2 separate regions of the Homo sapiens genome follow, and region 2 is linked to region 1. Evidence: chromatin loops called from intact Hi-C (ENCODE). Cell type or tissue: CD4-positive, alpha-beta T cell. All regions are shown on one strand.

The links. Peaks named below come from ENCODE experiments on the same cell type or tissue, not always from the same donor. Only the 100,000 strongest peaks of a DNase experiment are listed, where the experiment ranks them.
Region 2: it touches region 1 in a loop (11-fold over the local background); 28 of 110 quality-filtered maps call a loop at or near these places.

Annotation. Positions count from the first base shown.
Region 1 is chr3:170,354,080-170,362,079 of GRCh38, reverse strand. It overlaps SKIL (SKI like proto-oncogene), which reads right to left and starts at 4,365. Exons shown (of 7, transcript NM_005414.5): 1 at 4,317-4,365; 2 at 651-2,381. The coding sequence starts at 1,748. RefSeq lists enhancers at 1-273, 5,693-5,792 and silencers at 3,783-3,852, 3,943-4,072, 4,123-4,352, 4,513-5,412. In CD4-positive, alpha-beta T cell, a CTCF peak has its summit at 3,739 (motif pointing left); DNase peaks (open chromatin) are centred at 3,739, 4,419, 4,769, 5,159 and 1 weaker place; H3K4me3 peaks cover 2,106 bases; H3K27ac peaks cover 1,062 bases.
Region 2 is chr3:169,759,840-169,767,839 of GRCh38, reverse strand. ACTRT3 (actin related protein T3) reads left to right here. Exons shown (of 2, transcript NM_032487.5): 2 at 1-919. The coding sequence ends at 408. It also overlaps TERC. Among named protein-coding and RNA genes, the nearest start is that of ACTRT3, 5.7 kb to the left of the region's middle. RefSeq lists promoters at 2,344-2,848, 1,982-2,848, a silencer at 2,840-3,099 and enhancers at 2,612-3,151, 3,310-3,399. In CD4-positive, alpha-beta T cell, a CTCF peak has its summit at 4,716 (motif pointing left); DNase peaks (open chromatin) are centred at 2,679, 3,269 and 4,709; H3K4me3 peaks cover 1,907 bases; H3K27ac peaks cover 2,105 bases.

The DNA.
Region 1 (8,000 bases):
TCCAAACATAGAAACATCAGAAATCATAGGTGTATCTCTGAAAAATGCTGTTTTGAGCCCACGGGAATTGTGGCCATTGTACCATTTGCAAATGGAGATAACACCAAAGCGCAAATTATCGAGTCCTAGAAAAACAACAGATGTAGTGGTCAAGAAGCAAGATGTGTGCCAAAGAGGATAAGAAAAAGAAGCCCTGGCTGGACACAGGGGCTCAAGGATGTAATCCCAGCCCTTTGGGAGGCCAAGGTGGGCGGATCACGCGGTCAGGAGTTCAAGACCAGCCTGGCCAACATGCTGAAACCTGGCCTCTACTAAAAGCACAAAAAAAAAAAAAAAAGAAGCCCTAACTCCTCCACTCCCTGGCTACATAATTTTGGGAAAGTCATTTTATCTCTCTGAGCTTCATTCACTTTATCTGTAAAACGGAATAATAGTCTTACTTCTCTCACAGGATGTTTGGAAAGTCAAATGAGGAAACATACTGCAAAGCACTTTATGGCCTAAAAACTGCAATACAAATATATCAATCGGTATTTTGTTGTTGTTGCATGAGCAATGTTCAACATACAGGTTAAGTTACACACTAAACATAGAATTTTCATTTCAAAGTAAACCATTACCATTATTAAAAATTGATATAAAAAACTTGCCTTGGATTGATTTCTCTTTCCACTTCTCATGCTAAACTTCTCCTTCATTTCTTCTAAAATTATCTTCAGTTTCTTTTCTTCAGGTGTTCCTAAGTATTTTTGGTTCACATGAAGATAGCAATGCCATTTAGCTGATTCAAAGCCCCAGTGGCAAGTTCTTTTGTCAGGTGATCTGTGAGAATGCATCACAAACGTCTGGGGTGCAAACATTCCACAACACTCCAGACATTGAATACACGGAGCATCAGGCTGAACATAAAACTGGGGTGCAAATAAACCCTGACATTTGCCTAGGCATTCATGCTCCACTTCAAAGGCACTGCCAGTTTCCTTTAACTGGGCCAATGAGCTTTTAGCAGGAAGTACGCTACCATTTTGAGGAAAAGTTCGTGGCCGCAATAAAGCATTACATAATCTTTGTGCATCAGTTAATGTAATCAGCCCACAGGATGGGGCATTGAATGGAAGTATGCCCAGTACCTTTAAGATATGAAGCTGGTCTGAAGTACACCTTGAACAATATATGTACAGTTCATCACACACTGTATTTATTTGCTGGAGTGTAAATTCTCGGAGAACAGAATTTAAGACTTGGGGCAAACAGAGTCTCTTTTCTCCTCCAACTTGAAAACAAGAAATAGATTCCCCTTCCAACACAGTCTGAGTGAGTTCTGTGGAGCTATCTGAAGGGATGAGCAATGGGCCAGGAAGAACCTGAGGTGATGGAAGAGGCAGAAATACAGTAGGCGACATGCTTTCTTGGGAATGCCGAGCAGAAAATGCTGCTGGTCCACCCAGCGAGCTCTGACTACTTAAATGGAATTGTGCCAATGTGTGTTTCAAACTGGGATTTAAATGCAAAGTTTCAGGAACAGAAGTACAGGTTCGCTTAACATGCTCTCCATCAGTTTCCACTGGTGCTTCTCCATAGTCATCCAAGTGTTCCTTCTTAACTGTTGGCACCTTGTTTATCGTTTTTCCATTTGCATGAATGTCCGTTATCATTTTTTTCGCTGGGGGGCTGCCATCATCTCCCATCCCATTCAGTTTTTTAGTTGAGCCCTGAACCAAGGAGAAATTTGTCTGGAGGTTTTCCATGGTACACTCTTCTGTTAAATAATTAAGTCTGAGATTAGCATTTCTATTTAGTTGCTTATTTGAAAAGAGGAAAGTAATGAATGGATACAAATGCCTATCGTAACTTACTCTCAAACTTTCAAAGCGAGAGCCCCTTAAATTAATAAATTTTGCGACTTAGTTTTGGTTCTCCTTATAATCTGGTATAATTTCACTACAAATCCTATAAAATTGTTCGTTTTGCCTCTAATAATAAAGAAAAGAGGCACACCTCTGAGGATGCCTTTGTTTTCTTGAATTCTTCAGATATACATATTAAAATAAAGTTACCAATTTCTCAATTAAAGATGTCCAGGGTCAATGCAATGGTCTGGTTTGTTTTAACCAAAACACATGAAAAGTTTATGCCATTCCTTGTGCCATAAAATCTAGACTCAAACACAAGTCAAAATGATGCAACCAAATTTAATCTTTACCACCAAGGAAACCAAAAAGGAGGGCAGAGGGAGTATTTCCTCTAAAAATGATGGTCTGCTGGTCTGTGCTGAAAAACTGAAGACGTGTGTAAATCCTCACACCAGTAAGAACAGCCTCCGACTTAAAAAATTGCCCAGTTATCTTCAAGGATTATAGTTCATTCTTCTTTTAATTAATCTGGAAGAAGAGAAGGGGGGTTGGGGAAGAGTTACATTTGAATTTGCTCCAGAGGCCAAAGGGCCAATTTGAAACCAGTTTCTTTTATTTTTTTTTTTTTCTTTTTTTTACGGAGTCTCGCTCTGTCGCCCAGGCTGAAGTGCAGCGATCTCGGCATACTGCAACCTCCGCCTCCCGGGTTCAAGCAATTTTCCTGTCTCAGACTCCGGAGTAGCTGGGACTACAGGCACAAGCCACGACACCCGGCTAATTTTTTTGTATTTTTAGTAGAAACGGGGTTTCACCATATTAGTCAGGCTGGTCTTGAACTCCTGACCTCAGGTGATCCGCCCGCCCGGGCCTCCCAAAGTGCTGGAATTACAGGCGTGAGCCACCGCACCCGGCCGAAATCAGTTTCTTAATCTTAAACTGAGTTCAGTTTACCAAGGTGAAGCTTGAGTGATTTCTTTAAATCTAACACCAGTTTACTAGAAGAACATTCATTTAAATAGGAAAGCAATTTGGAGTTGCGTAAAGCGAGCAATAATATAACATAAAAGGCCTTTCGAGTTCAGAATATGAAGACTCTTAAGCAGATCATCTCAATTAGTAGTACCGGGGCTTTCTCAGCTATGCCATTTTAAGGGAGGGAAAAAAATCCATTACTTCATCTCCTATTTAAAAACAAAACAACAGTTTCATCCAAAAAAATCAGATAGGAGTTAACATATCTACCATATGTAACTAAGTTACAATTTTAAGTGGATTAATTCAGCTAGTCCGTGTACACTATTTTTCTGGAATGACTGCAGGCAAAAATTAACTTTCTCTTAAAAAAAGGTTAGCGATTTTACTTAATGGAAGCCAAAAGCTATAGACTCCACGCCTGGGAATCTCCATCCTTCAACAAGACTAATCCGGGACAAAAAGCACAAGGCAGACAAACCTCACAAAGAATGCAAATGGAGGAAGAGGGAAAAAGAAAAGACTCTTTTTCCACTTCCTTCTTGAGAGAAAAGCCAAAAGAAATCCAATAAATAGAAATTTTTGCTTCCCAAACTCTCAGCACTTTACCTTAAAACAGACCCAAAGGATTAAGGACCAATGCCACCAACCATCGTACAGACTTTCGTCCACCACAGGAACACACCTTACTCAACACAGGCCAAGGAAGAGAGCAAGAGGCATGACCTAGAATGGGGGAGCCCCTAAAACCCTGAAGTCCTCCGCCCACTCAAAGCCACCCACCTATCTCTAACCCGGAGAGAGGGAGAACAAGGGACACGGGAAGCCTGGGGGTGGGTGTGCAAGGGGGTGGAGGGAAGTAAAGGGAGGAGTCCCCCCACCCCCACCGGCGAGCCTGGGATAACCCCAAGTGCCCTCCCAACACCGCCCCCCCGCGGGGGCCGCGGGAAGGACTGTGGAAATCCACCCCCCCGCGCACCCTCTCCCTGGGAAGTTCTCGGGTGTCACCTCAGCGCCCCTAATGCTGCACCTCCCCGCGCCAGCCCCGGGCCAGAACGAAGAGGACACCAGGGCAGTTTAGGCGCCGGGCGCGGATCCCTGCGCCGCCGGGGGCTGACGGACCGGGTCGAGACCAGGGCATCCCCGCGGAGCGCTGCTGGACTGGGGGAGGGGGGCGGTGACGGGCGTCCGGGTCTCCGGGGTCCCCGCGGCTCCCGTCAACTACAGCGCCCTGCCCTGCCGGCGCCCACCGCCTGGGGCCAACGAAGCGTGATCAGCCGTGGAACACCCGCCTAGCGACCCCCTCTGGCCCCGACCCCACCCGGGACCCGCGCATCCAAACCCCCTACTCGGGCCTCGGTGCCCGGGTAAGCTCGACGAGCTTTGTGAATTCCCCACCGCCCCTGTCGCCGCCGTCGGGCTCCTAGGAGGGTGAGCGCCTCTGGCCTCCCGCCGCCTCCGCCGCGTCGCCGCCGTAAGCCGGAGCCGCACCTGTGCCCGCCGCCGCCGCCGTCGCCGCTCGCCCGCTCCCTTCGGCTGTGCCGGCGCGGCTCCGAACCCCACACACATCGCTACACACAGCCCTCTGACGTCACCGAGTCCTCGGCCCGCCCACGTCACTGCGGAGACACACAGCTTCCCGCAGACGCCGCCGCCGTCTCCGGCCGCCCGGGGGAGAGCGAGGGCGGCGGGGAGGGGGAGGGGAAGGGAACGGAGCCAGCGGCGGCGCCGCGCGCGCGGGCCCGCCGGCGTCGTCGCCGCCGCCGCCACTTCGCGGCTCCCGGCCCCCTCGTGGACGCGCGTGCCGTCTGGCCTATTGTGGCTCCTCAGAGCGCCCCCCTGGCCCCGTCGTCTCGCGCGCGTGCCCCTCCCCCCAGGCGCGCGCCCGGCGCTTCTGGCCCCGCGCGCCGTCTGGGAAGCTGGCGCGCGGCGCTGTCTGCGGTGCACCCGGCGCAGACAGGATGTTCCCTCCCCACCCCACCCTCACCGCCGCCCTCCCTCCTTCCTTCCTCTAGTCGCCCAGCCGGCTGTCTGGGGCCACCGCCCCGCCCCCGCCCCACCCGCCGCTCTGTGGTGATGGGCCAGACGCGGGGGCGCCCTGGCCGCTCGGACGCCGCGCAGCGGGGAAGAGGGGGCAGGGCAGCCGCGCGGTGCACTGTGCGCGACCCCAGCAGCCGGCAGGGCGGAGGCAGTGCCCGCCCGGCAGAGTGCCGCCGCCCGAGGTCAGGCACGGGCGACCCTCCCCCTGCGGGGCCGCAGCTGGGCCGCCCCGCCCCGGAGGCAGCCGGGCGGCGGCCGCCCTGCAGGGCCCCCGGGGCCGGCTCTGCTCCCCGCCCCCGCGGGACCTCCCTCCTGGGCTGCCCCTCGCCCCCGCGGGGCCTCCTGCCCGAGGGCCGCCCAGCCAGCTGCCGGCGCTCCGCCCCGCCCCGGCGGCCCCGGCCTCGCCCGGGCGGCCTCCACCCAGACGCCTTCCCCTGGCTGACCTCCATCCGCCATCGGGCCGGGCGGGAGGGGTGGCCAAAGTTCCGGCAAAACCGAGAGCAAACATTTCTGTCCCTACTCCCCAGCCTCCTGCCTCCACCCCACCAGGCTGCTCTCTCGGTTCCAGAAGGGAGCTATAAATTAAAGGTTTTTACAGTGTTTACTGAGGGTGTTTTTTTGTGTGTGTGTTTTTTTGGAGAGGGACGAGACGAGGTAGGGAAGATAGGACTCAAGAGCTTTCCGGCTGTGACCCTCTGAGGCGTGTAGGGTGGTCTTCCTGGTTCCCAGGGTAGCCGATTAGCATATTGAACTCTGCAGAGCTGCTCCGTCACATTTCGAAACACCAAGAAATCCCCTTTTCTCCACCCCACCACAAGATCAGGAACTGAAATAGTCCACCGAGTAGCAGTGCACAAAATTCAGGAGACTCGAGCTTTGTCCCTTTTTTCCCCCCCATTTTCGTCCAATTTCTTCTAGTTTTACTGCTTCGGGTTGTTCCTGTGGGGGCCCACATTTGCAGTCGGCCGGCTGGAAATACTCTTGTGCTCGTACTTTTTATTTTTTTTTTCCTCACAACAGGCCTCCGAAAGGCTCACAAGCCTCTCAATCCCCACCACTCCCCGCACCCCCACCCAAGTTCCCTTCCTTAGGCCTCCACCGCCGAGCTCCCAGGTCGTGCCCCCTCTCCACCCCGCCCCCCCACCTTTTCTTCCTTCTTGACTGCCTCCTTTCCTGAACATGAATAATTCCACAGCACTTTCCATCTGTTATTGCCATAGAGACAGAAGCGTGGCAAAGATAATGATGTTCTGTGCAGAGCCAGTGGGGGAAAAACAGCATCTGCGAGTCTAGGGGGATAGATTTTCTAACTGTGAGAATATTCAGAAGGCCTAGCTGAAGATCTGATGTGAAGACTGGACAGTCCTGAAACTTGGCACCAGGTCAACTCTCAGCACCTGGCTCCTGTGTCTAGCCAGAAGTAACAATTTTTAGAAACCAACATGACTGGTTAATAAAAAAGTAATTCCAAAACTGCAATTATTAATAAATGTTTAGCAGTCATTTTACCAGCCATAAGAATAATTACTTGCTAGCATGTCCAAGGACGAAGATAAATTGGACAGTAAATAGACTTTTGAGAAATCAAACACATTAATCCGCCTCCCCGTTCTGTTGATTTGCATTCCTCAGAAATCTGTTTTTGAGAGATCTTTCATGCCTGTGATTTTAAGTGCAATGGTTTGACAAATAGTGACCGGCAAATATGACTAGAACCAATCAAATTTGAGGGCATTTATTTTTCCCTTATTGGTCAAAGTACAAAATGCATCAAATTAAAATCATTTTGTCCTTGAATTCCCAAACCTCAAAGGTACGCGTTTGAAAGCAAGTGAAACTGAACGGGGTCCATTTATACATAGATCTGAGGCAGATGGGGAGGCTCACAGGAAGGCACATTTTTGCAGGCCTACTTAAGGATTTTCAGAAGTTATCAGTAAAATTGATTGTATGTATCATACGACATTGAACACAAATGATAATGGTTCTTTATTCCAAATACAGAATTGCACAGACACAGAAAATGCAGGCCTTAGAAAAAATAAGCACTGCGAGGTAATGAATTTTGTAATTCCACAGGCTCATGGTCTTCATCAGTGTCGAAAAGTCAATTAAAGGATTGGTCAACAAATAGTTATGTAGTTATTAGGTGGATTTTGCATGACCTCCCACCTCACCTTCTTGGCTGCCAGCAGGAGTTGAGCAAGACCACCATGAGAGTGTGCTTGTCTGCGCATGAGAATTTCAAATGATTGGGGGTGGGGACTACCTATTGTTTCATCTTCTTCCATTAAATAGTACAGATACAAGATCCAAATTAACTGGTACTAGGTAGTCTAGAATGTCTTCTTCGTTAATTATGGCTGTCTGATAACAGAGACCAAGAATGGAGAGGTTACAAACTCGAAGGCCAGCTCTGTTCTGTGACCTGATAAATAGTTTGAGGCAAATGCTTTTCTTTTGTCTCCATTTACTGATCTGTTGATAATGACCCACTAATATTAATTACAAAGAAGATGGAAATGAGAAAGGATAGGGTAAGATGCAAAAATTCAACATAAATTATTTTTATTTTTATGAAGGAGGGGGAAGAAATTCAAATGTTAATTGAGCATGCAAACACTGGCTTGTGTTTGCATTTACACCTTCTGCTCTTTTCCAAAGAAAAGAAACCAGTTATGGTCTCTGATGGTCCTTCTGCCAAAGTCCTCCTTCCTTGAGCCTCGATTTAAAAAAATGTGTTTAAAAGGTTTTGTTTTGTTTGTTTAGCAGCAAGTCAAATGCTAGGAGGTCAGTTTCACAAAAGAATGTCAACCATTTCCTTTTCCATCTCATTTTTTTCCTGTAGCTTTTCGTTAATTTCTTTTTTTCGGAATTATGATCTTTAACTTTTTTTTTTCTTCTTTTGAGATGGAGTCTGGCTCTCTCACCCAGTCTGAAGTGCAGTGGTGCTAGCTCCCAAGTGGCTGGAACTACAGGCGCGCACCACCACGTCTGGCTCATTTTTTGTATTTTTGTAGAGAGGGGGTTTCACCATGTTGGCCAGGCTGGTCTCGAACTCCAGACCTCAGGTGATCTGCCCGACTTGGCCTCCCAAAGTGCTGGGATTACAAGCGTGAGCCACAGCACCCGGTC
Region 2 (8,000 bases), 590 kb after region 1:
CAACTACCTGATGGGAAGGTCATCCAGCTCCATGACCAGCTCTTTTCTTGTCCAGAGGCCCTCTTCTCTCCGTGTCATATGAACCTTGAGGCCCCTGGCATTGATAAGATATGCTTCAGCAGCATAATGAAATGTGATACAGGCCTGAGGAATTCCTTCTTTTCCAATATTATCCTTGCCGGGGGATCAACCTCTTTCCCTGGTTTAGACAAGCGGTTAGTTAAGGATATAGCAAAGGTGGCTCCTGCCAACACCGCTGTGCAAGTTATAGCTCCTCCAGAAAGGAAAATATCAGTGTGGATGGGAGGTTCTATTCTTGCATCCTTGTCTGCCTTCCAGGACATGTGGATCACTGCTGCAGAATTTAAAGAAGTTGGACCCAACATAGTACACCAAAGATGCTTCTGAAATACAGATAAAATGGTTGGAAGAAAATGTTTTGAGTATATGTGACAGAAAACTTTGGATATTATATGTTTCTGGGAGAAGAGAAAATACTTCACCTATTGGGATGCCAATATTTCTGTTGTATTTCTATAATGGGTTTGGGGGATAATAATGGTGAAGCTCAAGAACAGATGTCTATTGAGTAGAACCAAGTTAAAATAATGTTTCCCATAGTGTTTCTTCTATAACTTGACGTTGGTGAGCTTATATTTCCCTTGGAAGAGAGCATTTGTGGTACAATATGCTATGTGCCAAATGAGTGATAAGATTTAAGCTTATTGAAGTTTAGGGAAAGAAGGTTGCTGTGGTGAGGAACGAGACTCCATAGCAGAGGTATGCCATCATGGAAGGGGTGGCATTGGGATGGAGCGCAGATATCCAGGCAAGCATACTAAAATGAACAAGTTGCTAAAGATGAGAATGAACAAAGCATATTCAGGGCATGTTTAATAGACTGATTTTGTTTTTAAAATTTTTGTTTATGTATGTATTTATTCATTTATTTAGTTTTAGAGGCAGAGTCTTGCCCTGTGTCCCAGGCTGGAGTGCAGTAGTGCAATCATAGCTCACTGCAGCCTCCAACTCCTGGGCTCTGCCCTCAGCCTCCCAAGTAACTGAATCCACAGGTATGCACCACCACGCCTAAGTTTAGACTGATTTTGTTCAAGTCAAGAGCTCATATAGAGCAGAACAAGCGCTATGACTAGCAAGGTTAAGTGAAGGCCAGGGACTGAAAGGCTTAAAGTGCTAAATATCCAATATGCAAAGGAGAGAAATTAAAGATTTAAAAGCAGGAGCCATAAGGAAACTATGTTATGATGAATGTGATAGTTTGGAGAATAAATTGAATGAGGAAGGCCCTGGAGATTTGGTGATCAGTTAGAAAGTTACTAGTCCACATATAAAGTGCCAAGTCTTGTACTCAAGATTATAAGCAATAGGAATTTAAAAAAAGAAATTATGAAAACTGACAAGATTTAGTGCCTACTTAGATATGAAGGGGAAAGAAGGGTTTGAGATAATGTGGGATGCTAAGAGAATGGTGGTAGTGTTGACATATAACTCAAAGCATTTAGCATCTACTCTATGTAAGGTACTGTGCTAAGTGCAATAGTGCTAAAAACAGGAGTCAGATTCTGTCCGTAAAAAACTTTACAACCTGGCAGATGCTATGAAAGAAAAAGGGGATGGGAGAGAGAGAAGGAGGGAGAGAGATGGAGAGGGAGATATTTTACTTTTCTTTCAGATCGAGGACCGACAGCGACAACTCCACGGAGTTTATCTAACTGAATACGAGTAAAACTTTTAAGATCATCCTGTCATTTATATGTAAAACTGCACTATACTGGCCATTATAAAAATTCGCGGCCGGGTGCGGTGGCTCATACCTGTAATCCCAGCACTTTGGGAGGCCGAAGCGGGTGGATCACTTGAGCCCTGGCGTTCGAGACCAGCCTGGGCAACATGGTGAAACCCCCGTCTCTACTAAAAACACAAAAACTAGCTGGGCGTGGTGGCAGGCGCCTGTAATCCCAGCTACTCAGGAGGCTGAGACACGAGAATCGCTTGAACCCGGGAGGCAGAGGTTGCAGTGAGCCGAGATCACGCCACTAGACTCCATCCAGCCTGGGCGAAAGAGCAAGACTCCGTCTCAAAAAAAAAAATCGTTACAATTTATGGTGGATTACTCCCCTCTTTTTACCTCATCAAGACACAGCACTACTTTAAAGCAAAGTCAATGATTGAAACGCCTTTCTTTCCTAATAAAAGGGAGATTCAGTCCTTAAGATTAATAATGTAGTAGTTACACTTGATTAAAGCCATCCTCTGCTCAAGGAGAGGCTGGAGAAGGCATTCTAAGGAGAAGGGGGCAGGGTAGGAACTCGGACGCATCCCACTGAGCCGAGACAAGATTCTGCTGTAGTCAGTGCTGCCTGGGAATCTATTTTCACAAAGTTCTCCAAAAAATGTGATGATCAAAACTAGGAATTAGTGTTCTGTGTCTTAGGCCCTAAAATCTTCCTGTGAATTCCATTTTTAAGGTAGTCGAGGTGAACCGCGTCTGGTCTGCAGAGGATAGAAAAAAGGCCCTCTGATACCTCAAGTTAGTTTCACCTTTAAAGAAGGTCGGAAGTAAAGACGCAAAGCCTTTCCCGGACGTGCGGAAGGGCAACGTCCTTCCTCATGGCCGGAAATGGAACTTTAATTTCCCGTTCCCCCCAACCAGCCCGCCCGAGAGAGTGACTCTCACGAGAGCCGCGAGAGTCAGCTTGGCCAATCCGTGCGGTCGGCGGCCGCTCCCTTTATAAGCCGACTCGCCCGGCAGCGCACCGGGTTGCGGAGGGTGGGCCTGGGAGGGGTGGTGGCCATTTTTTGTCTAACCCTAACTGAGAAGGGCGTAGGCGCCGTGCTTTTGCTCCCCGCGCGCTGTTTTTCTCGCTGACTTTCAGCGGGCGGAAAAGCCTCGGCCTGCCGCCTTCCACCGTTCATTCTAGAGCAAACAAAAAATGTCAGCTGCTGGCCCGTTCGCCCCTCCCGGGGACCTGCGGCGGGTCGCCTGCCCAGCCCCCGAACCCCGCCTGGAGGCCGCGGTCGGCCCGGGGCTTCTCCGGAGGCACCCACTGCCACCGCGAAGAGTTGGGCTCTGTCAGCCGCGGGTCTCTCGGGGGCGAGGGCGAGGTTCAGGCCTTTCAGGCCGCAGGAAGAGGAACGGAGCGAGTCCCCGCGCGCGGCGCGATTCCCTGAGCTGTGGGACGTGCACCCAGGACTCGGCTCACACATGCAGTTCGCTTTCCTGTTGGTGGGGGGAACGCCGATCGTGCGCATCCGTCACCCCTCGCCGGCAATGGGGGCTTGTGAACCCCCAAACCTGACTGACTGGGCCAGTGTGCTGCAAATTGGCAGGAGACGTGAAGGCACCTCCAAAGTCGGCCAAAATGAATGGGCAGTGAGCCGGGGTTGCCTGGAGCCGTTCCTGCGTGGGTTCTCCCGTCTTCCGCTTTTTGTTGCCTTTTATGGTTGTATTACAACTTAGTTCCTGCTCTGCAGATTTTGTTGAGGTTTTTGCTTCTCCCAAGGTAGATCTCGACCAGTCCCCTCAACGGGGTGTGGGAGAACAGTCATTTTTTTTTGAGAGATCATTTAACATTTAATGAATATTTAATTAGAAGATCTAAATGAACATTGGAAATTGTGTTCCTTTAATGGTCATCGGTTTATGCCAGAGGTTAGAAGTTTCTTTTTTGAAAAATTAGACCTTGGCGATGACCTTGAGCAGTAGGATATAACCCCCACAAGCTTAGCGTTCCAATAACGGAACACTAGGCATAATGAAAGACGGAAAAGAAATTTATTCCACACCCCCCACCCCCAACCCTCCCAGCCGGCAGTCTCCCACAAGAATTGGCTCTGATTTCCTTTAAGAAAATAAGCTAATGGCCCACTAGGTTGAAAGAAACAAACAGGCCATTCTGCCCACTTATCACGACAAGGTAATTCCGTCCCAAATCCATACCTTCAATTCCTTAGGATCATCTGGGGGTAGTTGCCAAGAGAGAGAGCAGCCAGGGGTGTGTATATAAAGGCCCACCTTTAGGGTGATAGCCTGAATCCTGATGATTGAAAGTCAGAAGTCAAGACCATGTCAGTAAATTTATGAACATGTATATTTGTAGCTTTTTAACCTATTACCTAAGTAGGTCCCCTGGAATTGTCTAGCAGATACATTTCTTAGCACTATTAGAATTAAGAAATGTAAAAAAACCTCTAGAGTCCACTGTTGCTGGTAATGTTCTCTAAATAAGGAAAAATATTTTTCCTATCAGCATGGTTTTGTGGAAAAGTAAGGAATGATTTTGCCAAGAACTTGTCTAGAGTCTTGAGGAAGTAGCTCAGCTTCAGTAAGCCTCAGTTTACTCAAGGTGATCTAAGATCGCTTTTTCTTCTCTTTCTTTTGAGACGGAGTCCCACTCTGTCACCCAGAGCTGGAGTGCAGTGTCCCCATCTTGGCTCACTGCAACCTCTGCCTCCTCGGTTTCTAGCGATTTTCTCTCAGCCTCCCAAGTAGCTGGGTTTACAGGCACACACCACCATACCCGGCTGATTTTTTTGTATTTTCAGTAAAGTTGGGCAGGCTGGCCTCGAACTCCTGACCTCAGGTGATCCGCCCGCTTCTGCCTCCCAAAGTGCTGGGATTACAGGCGTGAGCCACCGTGCGGGGACTAAGATCCCTTTTGCAAGGGCGGGGACTCCTTGAACTACAGACAAGTGCATGTCTTTTGTTCTTACTCCATCTAGTGGTACTTTTGCTTCTCCACATTTACAACATTTGTGGTGGTGCAGGGCCGTGAAGCAAGAATGGCCACAGACTGGGAATGTTTTTCTTTCATTTTTAAAAAGAAAACAGTGATTTAATACATTCAATTTAAAAATAAGTCCATAGTTGTTTTCTAGCTCATATTTGAAGTCGTCCCTCTGACATGTCTATTACAAACAGTCCAAAGGACAATTCTTAGTATTATAAACATTAAATATATTGTTTCTTTTTGGTAAAATGATTAAGTTATATAATTCTAGAGTAAAGACGGCCAGTCATCCTGGATGACCATACAGGTCATCCAGTGAGATAATTTATGTGAAAACTTTCTGTACATAATAATTATTGCAAAAGTGACTTCTTACTGCCACCGATTTGAGTGACTCTAGCAGATGAAGAAACTGCTGCGGAGAGGGGTTTTAGTTACTTGCCTAAGTTATTTACTTGCCTAAGTTAATTTTTTTGCAGAGTTGTGACCAGAAGCTAGGCTTCCCAAGTTCTAGTCCAGTGTTCTGTTCACTGTATTGCACCCTAAGTCTTTGTTGGTTAACCTGGGGCAGATGGTTAGCATTAACTCCATCGTCACTTTCTGGTTTAAAATAAAATAACCTCCTTAATGGTTGTAACCTTGGTTTCCACCCCACATCCACTCCCGCCCTAATACTCTTCGATGTGATTTTGTGCTGTGTGTGTTTCACTTTTTTACAAGTACAGTTGATTCTAGTTATTTGCAGTAGTTACATTCTGTGAAGCCTCTGTGAACACTGGATTAGTGAATACTGAACCATTGCTCCCAGAGGAATTACGGGATTAGGTTCCTGGGAACATTCGGTCACAACATTTTTGTCAAAGAATCGATACATAATCTTGTGTGTGTTTCTGTTAAAGACATCCTAAAGTATGTTGTTGATTCATTAGCACTGAACTCATATTCAACAACACTATCACTTAAGCCTGAATGAAGGCTAACACAAGTATTTTTTTTCTGTAAGACACATCACAGCTTTCTTGTGCTTAGGAACGCTAGACAGCACTTAAGCACTATGATTGGGGGTCATTTTAAACAGCACAGTCACCAACTAAAAGCATACAAATGTGAAAAACTTGCCATTAAATAGACCAGAAATAGGACACTTGTTTATAGTGTCCTTTTTGGACTACAAAGGCAAAAGAGAACCTATGTGTTGGGGAAATCAAACTTTTCAGGGCTCTGCACATGCCCATGAATGACTATGAAAGCACTGCAGGTATTGCTTTTGAGATTATAAACAATTTCGGTGACTAGGTGAATCCACAAATACAGAATCTATGAATATTGAGGGTTGACTGTACTTCAAGGTCTATGTGACAGCTGTATCTGAGAGAGACTACAGATGTCCACATGGTTCCTGAGGTACTTAGGGCTTGTTTCATGCCTTTTATATTATTTAAACCAGTGATTCTCAAAGGGGTATAGTGAGAGAAAGGGTATATGAAGTTTGCAAATGACGATACTTGTTCTCTTTATTTTGTTACTTAGGTTGTATTTCACATGAAGGATGTGAGAATTTTATGCGTATGAAGGAAGCATTAGCTTTAAAAATACTGAGAAACATGCTTTTTCTTTTGTCCTTCAGAATGAGGGGCTTCCTTTGTAAGGTCTGGAGTTGGTTATGGGTTTTGACTCTGAGGATGACATTGAGTTTTAATTCAGCTTGTCCTGGTTCTGCAGTCAAAAATTCCATGTTAGCCTGGCTCGAGACTTAAGAGACAAATAGATGGCACAGGCACAAGCGTGTGTACACATGCACCCACCGTCATACAAAGTGTAAGGGAGGAGTGGTTTTAAATAAGATGAGAATGAAGTGACAAAAGGTAACTGTCATTCCTTCATGTTCATTCTTTTAAGGTAATAATATGTGATGGAAGTAAAAACAGCGAAAATACCCAAGAATTAGCCCAGGATATGCAAATTTAAATGTCTGCAGTGGACAGAAAGGAAACAAAGAAGTGAATCACACTGGGAATAAGAAAATGGAGACTATAGAGATGGTAGGGAGAATGAGCTTCCCTTTTTAAGGAGGCAGCAATCTTACAGAAATTGAGCCTAAAATTGTCAGTATTGCAAGAGAAGACAAAAATTCAGATTTTTATGTCAACACCACTGATTATAGAATGTTGGTAGCTAAATTGAAATAAAATTTAAATATTATATAAGTGCATGGTAAAGAATTTGGATGGCTTTTGTTCCTGAACCCTGGGAAGTAGCCTCTAAACCCTTGGAATTCACCAAGAATGGTGGGAGTGTCTTTTCTTGGTAGGCCTCTTGGACTAGACCCAATAGTTTACACTAACGAGATGACTCATGACTGGGGGTTGGTCAGCCATGTGATTAGAGTGTTGGGGCTTTGGGCCCCATGATACTAGCCCGACCTCTTGAGAGACTTGGAGCCACATGTCTGAGCCTTATGACTAGTGATTCATCCAATCATGCCTGTAATGAAGCCCCAATAAAAACTCTGGACACACTGAAGCTTGGATGAACGTCCGTGGTTGGCAGTACTCAGTGTGCTAGGAGGAAAATGTGTCCCTGAGGACATGAGGAGAGGGACAATGGAACCTTCTTTCTGGGACCCTCCCAGACCTCACTCTATGTGTCTCTCCCTTTGGCTGGTTTTGATTTGAATCCTTTTGCTATAATAAAACCATAATAATAACTATAATAAACATCCTTTTGCTATGATAAAACTGTAATAAAACCGAAATAACACTTTCCTGAGTTCTCTAAGTCATTCTACTGAATTATGAAACTTGAAGGGGTAGTGGGAACCCCTAAATTTGTAGGCAGCTTGTCAGATGTAAGGATGGCCTGGGGACCTCCTAGCTTAGGTTGTTGATAGCTGAAGTCATTGCAATGCACCAATAAAAAAACGTTTTGAGATAAAATCTGGTCTATTATAGGCTATTAATTTGCGACCTTTGGCCTAGGCAAATTTAAGCATTCCTGAGTGCTTTCTCTAGAAGGGTGAGGGTTTGGACCATCCTACCAGTTTGAGGCCTACCCAAAATAAATGTATTTGAGAGGAGTTTACACTGGTGGTATCTGTTATAGGTTTCTGGGAATATCACTAAAGAGAAGTTTCAAAATTAAATTTTAATAATATTCTGAAAATAGTAGTGCTAATCCTTCACGTATAGGGGTTAGGGTATTTCTTCCAGTGGTTCTGCCTGAGGGGTGGGCCTGTTTTTCAGTGTCCAT